2 separate regions of the Homo sapiens genome follow, and region 1 is linked to region 2. Evidence: chromatin contacts called from ENCODE Hi-C data. All regions are on one chromosome and are shown on one strand. Each heading gives the region's core, a stretch centred on a gene start or an enhancer-like site at or near the end of the contact. The rest is flanking DNA. Distances are from core to core; before and after follow the strand shown.

Evidence for each region. Hi-C counts contacts between places; a loop is a spot of excess contacts on that map. Pooled maps may share reads with other maps.
Region 1: a map with no recorded cell type shows a loop between it and region 2 (6-fold over the local background). The contact joins two enhancer-like sites. A Hi-C loop is called at or near these places in 5 of 37 single-sample maps with no recorded cell type and 11 of 50 pooled maps.

Annotation. Positions count from the first base shown.
Region 1 is chr5:32,536,791-32,539,490 of GRCh38, reverse strand. All of the region lies in intron 4 of LOC124900954 (a long non-coding RNA gene), which reads right to left. Among named protein-coding and RNA genes, the nearest start is that of SUB1, 47 kb to the left of the region's middle. RefSeq lists an enhancer at 1,373-1,582. Within about 2 kb of position 1,295, at least 4 of the 41 ENCODE cell types and tissues checked have a DNase peak (open chromatin) inside an H3K27ac peak, as active enhancers do.
Region 2 is chr5:32,209,810-32,212,509 of GRCh38, reverse strand. No RefSeq gene overlaps it. Among named protein-coding and RNA genes, the nearest start is that of GOLPH3, 37 kb to the right of the region's middle. RefSeq lists a silencer at 746-905. Within about 2 kb of position 1,274, at least 5 of the 41 ENCODE cell types and tissues checked have a DNase peak (open chromatin) inside an H3K27ac peak, as active enhancers do.

The DNA of each region.
Region 1 (2,700 bases), core at 46-2,545, 330 kb before region 2:
AGAAAATAAAGAAAGCAGAATATGGAGTGAAAATTGCACCAGCTACATGGGAAGGTTGGCAGGAATTTAGCTCAAGAACATTCTTTTAAAGAGTCCCCTGGTGGGGCCCCTGGTGGGGCACCTCTGGTGCAGCAGACTCTCTCGGCACTACCTCCAACGTTTCTCCAGAGAATCCTGGGCTTTTCTACCAAATGTCCAATTTTCCTTATTCTTTCTTCATGTATTTTCTCTATTCTCCTCAACATTGCCTTTAATGGCCCATCAGGAGACACCACCATGACCCTTTCAAACTAGAGAACCCAAACAACAGCGGAGAAAACAGCGATTCTTTTGATCCACTTTCTCCCGGGCCAGGGAAAACCCAGTGTTTCAAAACACGTGCTTTCCCTACCATTCCTGGAGAGAGAATGAACCATGTGAGTCTTTCCTGGGTGAGGCCAGTTTCATGCCTGACCTGCTCTCCAATCAGCAGAGAAAAGGACAATGTTTCCCTATTAAAACCAGATGAACTTTCACAGCTACTCCCCAAATATTCTTATCAATGTCGTCCTTCACTGGAAGTTAGGGTGAAATATGTATTAGCGCTTGGCAGAAATGCCAGCTAATTGCAGCTAAGATAGTGTTGCAATTTCTACCCTCCTAAATTTCTCAACGGCAAAGTTCAGCTTTCCTAAAGCTTCGGGGTCTTTGCAACCTGAAATGTCAACCCCGCAAAGACCAATTCCTATGAAAAAGCATTTGCTCTGTAATTGGTTATGGAAATGGAACCTTTAAGTGAGCTTCTGGGAGTAACAGTAGTCTGCTAGAGCAATGGCAACCCCATCCTCCTCTTTCTTGAGAGCAACGGCAACCCCATCCTCCTCTTTCTTGAAGTGAGCACCAGGATTGAAGTACAGACATACTCAGGATAAGAGTAGAATAATTCCCACACATAATCTCCAGTCTCTGTTATTTCTGTACAGGAACTTTTCCTAGTCCATCCAAATTTGACACAGCCGGGTCTGGCCTTGAACCAGCGCCACATCTCCAGGCCTGCCCTGAGCCTCCACGGCAGCCTGTTCCAGGACTCCCCTGGGAAGAGCAGTGGGAGGCTGTCTCTCCTCCAAACCCAGCAAGGTTTCTGTTCACACTTTTCCAGAGTCAAAGTGGATTAAGCTGTCTAAAAGTGGGTACAGTTAACAGAAGTGACTCAAATTACAACCATTACCTCTGCCTGCCCCCACTTCCTCTTTCATCACCTCTGAGAGGCACCTGTGGGTGCCTCCTGGGTTGATGAGCCTCCCCCTTTGGCTGCAGCATATGTATGAACGTATGACGCCACCGCTGTATGGTGGGATGCCAACTGGAGAGGAGTCTGTTGATTCTAGAGCAGCTGACTTCTGTCATGTTTCTCCCTAGAAATAGAGAGAAGCCACAGAGGGAAGAAGGTGTGAAATGGGGCCAGGTGCGGTGGCTCACACCTGTAATCCCAGCACTTTGGCAGGCAGAGGCAGGAGGATCGCTTGAGGTCAGGAGTTCGAGACAAGCCTGGCCAACATGGTGAAACCTCATCTCTACTAAAAATAAAAAAATTAGCTGGGTGCGGCCACGCGTGCCTATAGTTGCAGCTACTCAAGAGGCTGAGGCAGGAGAATCGCTTTAACCCAGGAGGCAGAGGTTGCAGTGAGCCAAGATCACACCACTACACTCCAGCCTGGGTGACAGAGTGAGATTCTGTCTCAAAAAAAGAAAAAAAAGAAAGTGTGAAATGGGAAAATGAGGGATGAAGAGCAAGTCTGCATCCTGGTAGTTCATTTCCTGCTTCCCTACTTCCTGAAGCTTTGTGGCCCTTGGGTTTCATAAAGCATCACTGTGAGTCATCCCACTATCTCATGTCTCCATCATAGCTACACTATTTCTTCACTTGTATTGTCTGCCTCTCTCACAATCAGCCAGGCTCTCCTTGACACCAGGGACCTCTTTAAATTCAGATTAGTAACGACAGCCCATGGTGGGATAGTTAGGTACAGGGAAAGTGATTCAAATGTCAGTTGAATAAATAAAAGCACAACTTGATTATCACACACTATCCTGAAAGAACATGTGTGTCATAACAAAAATCATTGGATATTATGTTTGGTGCTTTAAACACGCACACACACACACACACACACACACAAATATGAAACATTTTTTCTGCCATCCATGGGTTGACAGCTAAATAGAACATTCTTTTGTAAATAAACATGACTATTTATACAAAACATATGGCAGCAGAATTAAAATATTGTATGTTTATGAATGACTTATAAAACCCCATATAATGTTGTAGGGAATGGATTTAATAATTATGGGGGTTTTCTGCCCAGACACAACAGTGGAGAGCACATTTTCTCTGTGGAATCCAGGAGGCTTCATGACAAGAAAGAGATACTATCAAAAGAGCTTTCAAAACACTGCAAAGAGACCACCTGGAGATCAGGAAACACAAGGGAGAGCCAGGTGCATACTGGGTAGGAGCATGGGGCTGGTACCTTGGAGGGTGCAAGAGAAGTGAGAAAGTCAGGGTTTTTAAGTTTGCCAGGGCCACTCTAACAAAGTACTGCAAACCGGGTGGCCTAAACCAGTGGTCCCCAACATTTTTGGCACCAGGGGGACAAGTTTCATGGGAGACAATTTTTCCATGGACCCGGATCGGGGGCAGCAGGGAAGGGGGGGGGC
Region 2 (2,700 bases), core at 25-2,524:
CACCGCACACGGCTGAGATGTTCTGATACAGGCATGCAATGTGAAATAAGCACATCATGGAGAATGGGCTATCCATCCCCTCAAACAGTTATCCTTTGTGTTACAAACAATCCAATTAGACTCATTTAAAAATGTGCGATTAAGTTATTATTGGCTATAGTCACCCTGTTGTGCAATCAAATAGTATGTCTTGCCACAATATATTCAGTGAAAAAAGTATGAATTTAAAAATCATGGCCGGATGCTGTGGCTCACACCTGCAATCCTAGCACGTTGGGAGGCCGAGGCGGGTGGATTGCCTGAGCTCAGGAGTTCAAGACCAGCCTGGGCAACACAGTGAAACCCTGTCTCTACTAAAAATACAAAAAATTAGCCAGGCCTGGTGGTGGGCACCTGTAGTCCCAGCTACTTGGGAGGCTGAGGGAGGAGAATTGCTTGAACTCGGGAGGTGGAGGTTGCAGTGAGCCGAGATCATGCCACTGCACTCCAGCACTCCAGCCTGGGCCACAGAGTGAGACTCTGTCTCCAAAAAAAAAAAAAAAAAAAAAGTCAAAATTCTAGTTTAATTTACATAAATGCATGGAAAAGTAGCAGGAAAACATTCCCAAATGTTAAGATAAGTTATCTCAAAGCAATGGATTTATTGGTCATTTTTTTCTCCTTTTTATATATTATTTTATTTTTATTGACACATTAGATGTTCATATATTTGGGGTTATATATATATATATATATATTTATTTATTTGAGTTGGAGTCTCGCTCTGTCACCCAGGCTGGAGTGCAGTGGCTTAATCTCAGCCCACTGCAACCTCTGACTCCCGGTTTCAAGCTATTCTTCTGTTGCAGCTTCCTGAGTAGCTGGGACTACAGGCACCTGCCACCACACCCAGCTAATTTTTGTATTTTTAGTAGAGATGGGGTTCTCCATGTTGGCCAGGCTGGTCTCAAACTCCTGACCTCAAGTGATCCACTCGCCTCAGCCTCCCAAAGTGCTGGGATTACTGGCATGTGCCACCACACTCGGCCTCTTTATATATTTTTTAATTGAACTTTTTCCCTACAATGAACTTGTGAGTTAGCTATTGATTTTTTTCCCTTTGGTTGCGAAAGAGAGAAACCCAAATTGATTGTGCTTTAACCAAAGGGGGAAGTTGTCATAAGGATCCTGTTCTATCTCAGAAACTCAATGACAGGAAATAGCAGGGCCTCCCCAGTTACTGGAACCAGAAATGCAAATGCTGCCTACGTTCTTTCTCCATCTCAGGGGCTCCTCTCAGTTTGTTTACTCTGTTTCCTCCCCACTTTCTCTCTGGATCAGTTTTCTCTGGTCCAAGTGAGGGAAAATGTGCATCCTAAAGCCCCTGACTTAAAAATTTATAACCCTGGGACTTTCAGATCTAAATCTCCAGAGTAAGGATTGAGAGTGTCTCAGCTGGGATAAGTACACAGCCCTGAGGCAGTCACCTGCACACGGGCAGAATCATGGCGCACTGACATGGCGGCTTCCATGGTAATCATGTGTGGTGTGCATGTGCGTGTGTGTACAGAAGAGTACATGTACTGTCCACACACACACACGTACCCCCCACACTATTTACAAAGCAATAGTCTTCACAACAACATGGAACTTTATCAAAATTAGAAAAAAAATCTTTAAAATCTTATAAATTGTGTATAACATTGTAAATCAGCATTTATTTCTACCTCTCATTTTTAAACACCTAAACTCATACTTTTTTTTTTTTTTTGAGATGGAGTCTCTCCCTGTCACCCAGGCTGGAGTGCAGTGGCTCGATCTCAGCTCACTGCAACCTCCACCTCCTGGGTTCAAGTGATCCTCCTGCCTCAGCCTCCCGGGTAGCTGGGATTACAGTTGTGCACCACCATGCCTGGCTAATTTTTCTATTTTTAGTAGAGATAGGTTTCCACCATGTTGGCCAGGCTGGATAATACACTCATTCTTAATTAGTGGTCTCACAAATTCTCTCTACTAGTCACAAAATGTAGAGAGTATCTTCTTCAACCATGTCATTTTAGAGAGGATAAACTCAAGCCCAGAGGGGTGAAATGACTTGCCAAGCCACCCCCCCCAGGGGGTTCACGGAATGTCCTCTCAGCAGTTTTCGTGCCAAGTGCATTTCTTCTCCCCTGCCCAAACCACCCATCCTTCATTCACCCTCTCCACACCGAGCTTGGGCCCCAAGACTATTCAGAACAAAGTCTTGGAAGCACAGTGGACCTGGTGGTCCCACAGCACTGCTGCTCTATTCAGCTGCATTTCCTAGACCTGGACACCCACTGAGTCTCTTCAGTCTCTTTTCATGCATAATTAACTCTAACTCACAGATCATAGGCAGGGCAAAGGTATACCGGAGGGGGGTAGGCATATTCCAAACAAAGGGAGCCTCCTACCTCCAAATGTTACAGATTGTTCATCTGGGAGTCCAAATACCTGAACACATACCTCCACGTATGTATTTTTAGTAGAGATGGGGTTTCTTTTTATTATAACATTTTATTACAACAGGATGGAGACCAGGCGTGGTGGCTCACACCTGTAATCCCAGAACTTTCAGAGGTCAAGGGAGGAGGATCACCTGACCCGGGAGTTTGAGACCAGTCTGGGCAACACAGGGAGATCTCATCTCTACAAAAAATTTAAAAAATAGCTGGGCAAAGTGGTGCATGCCTACAGAAC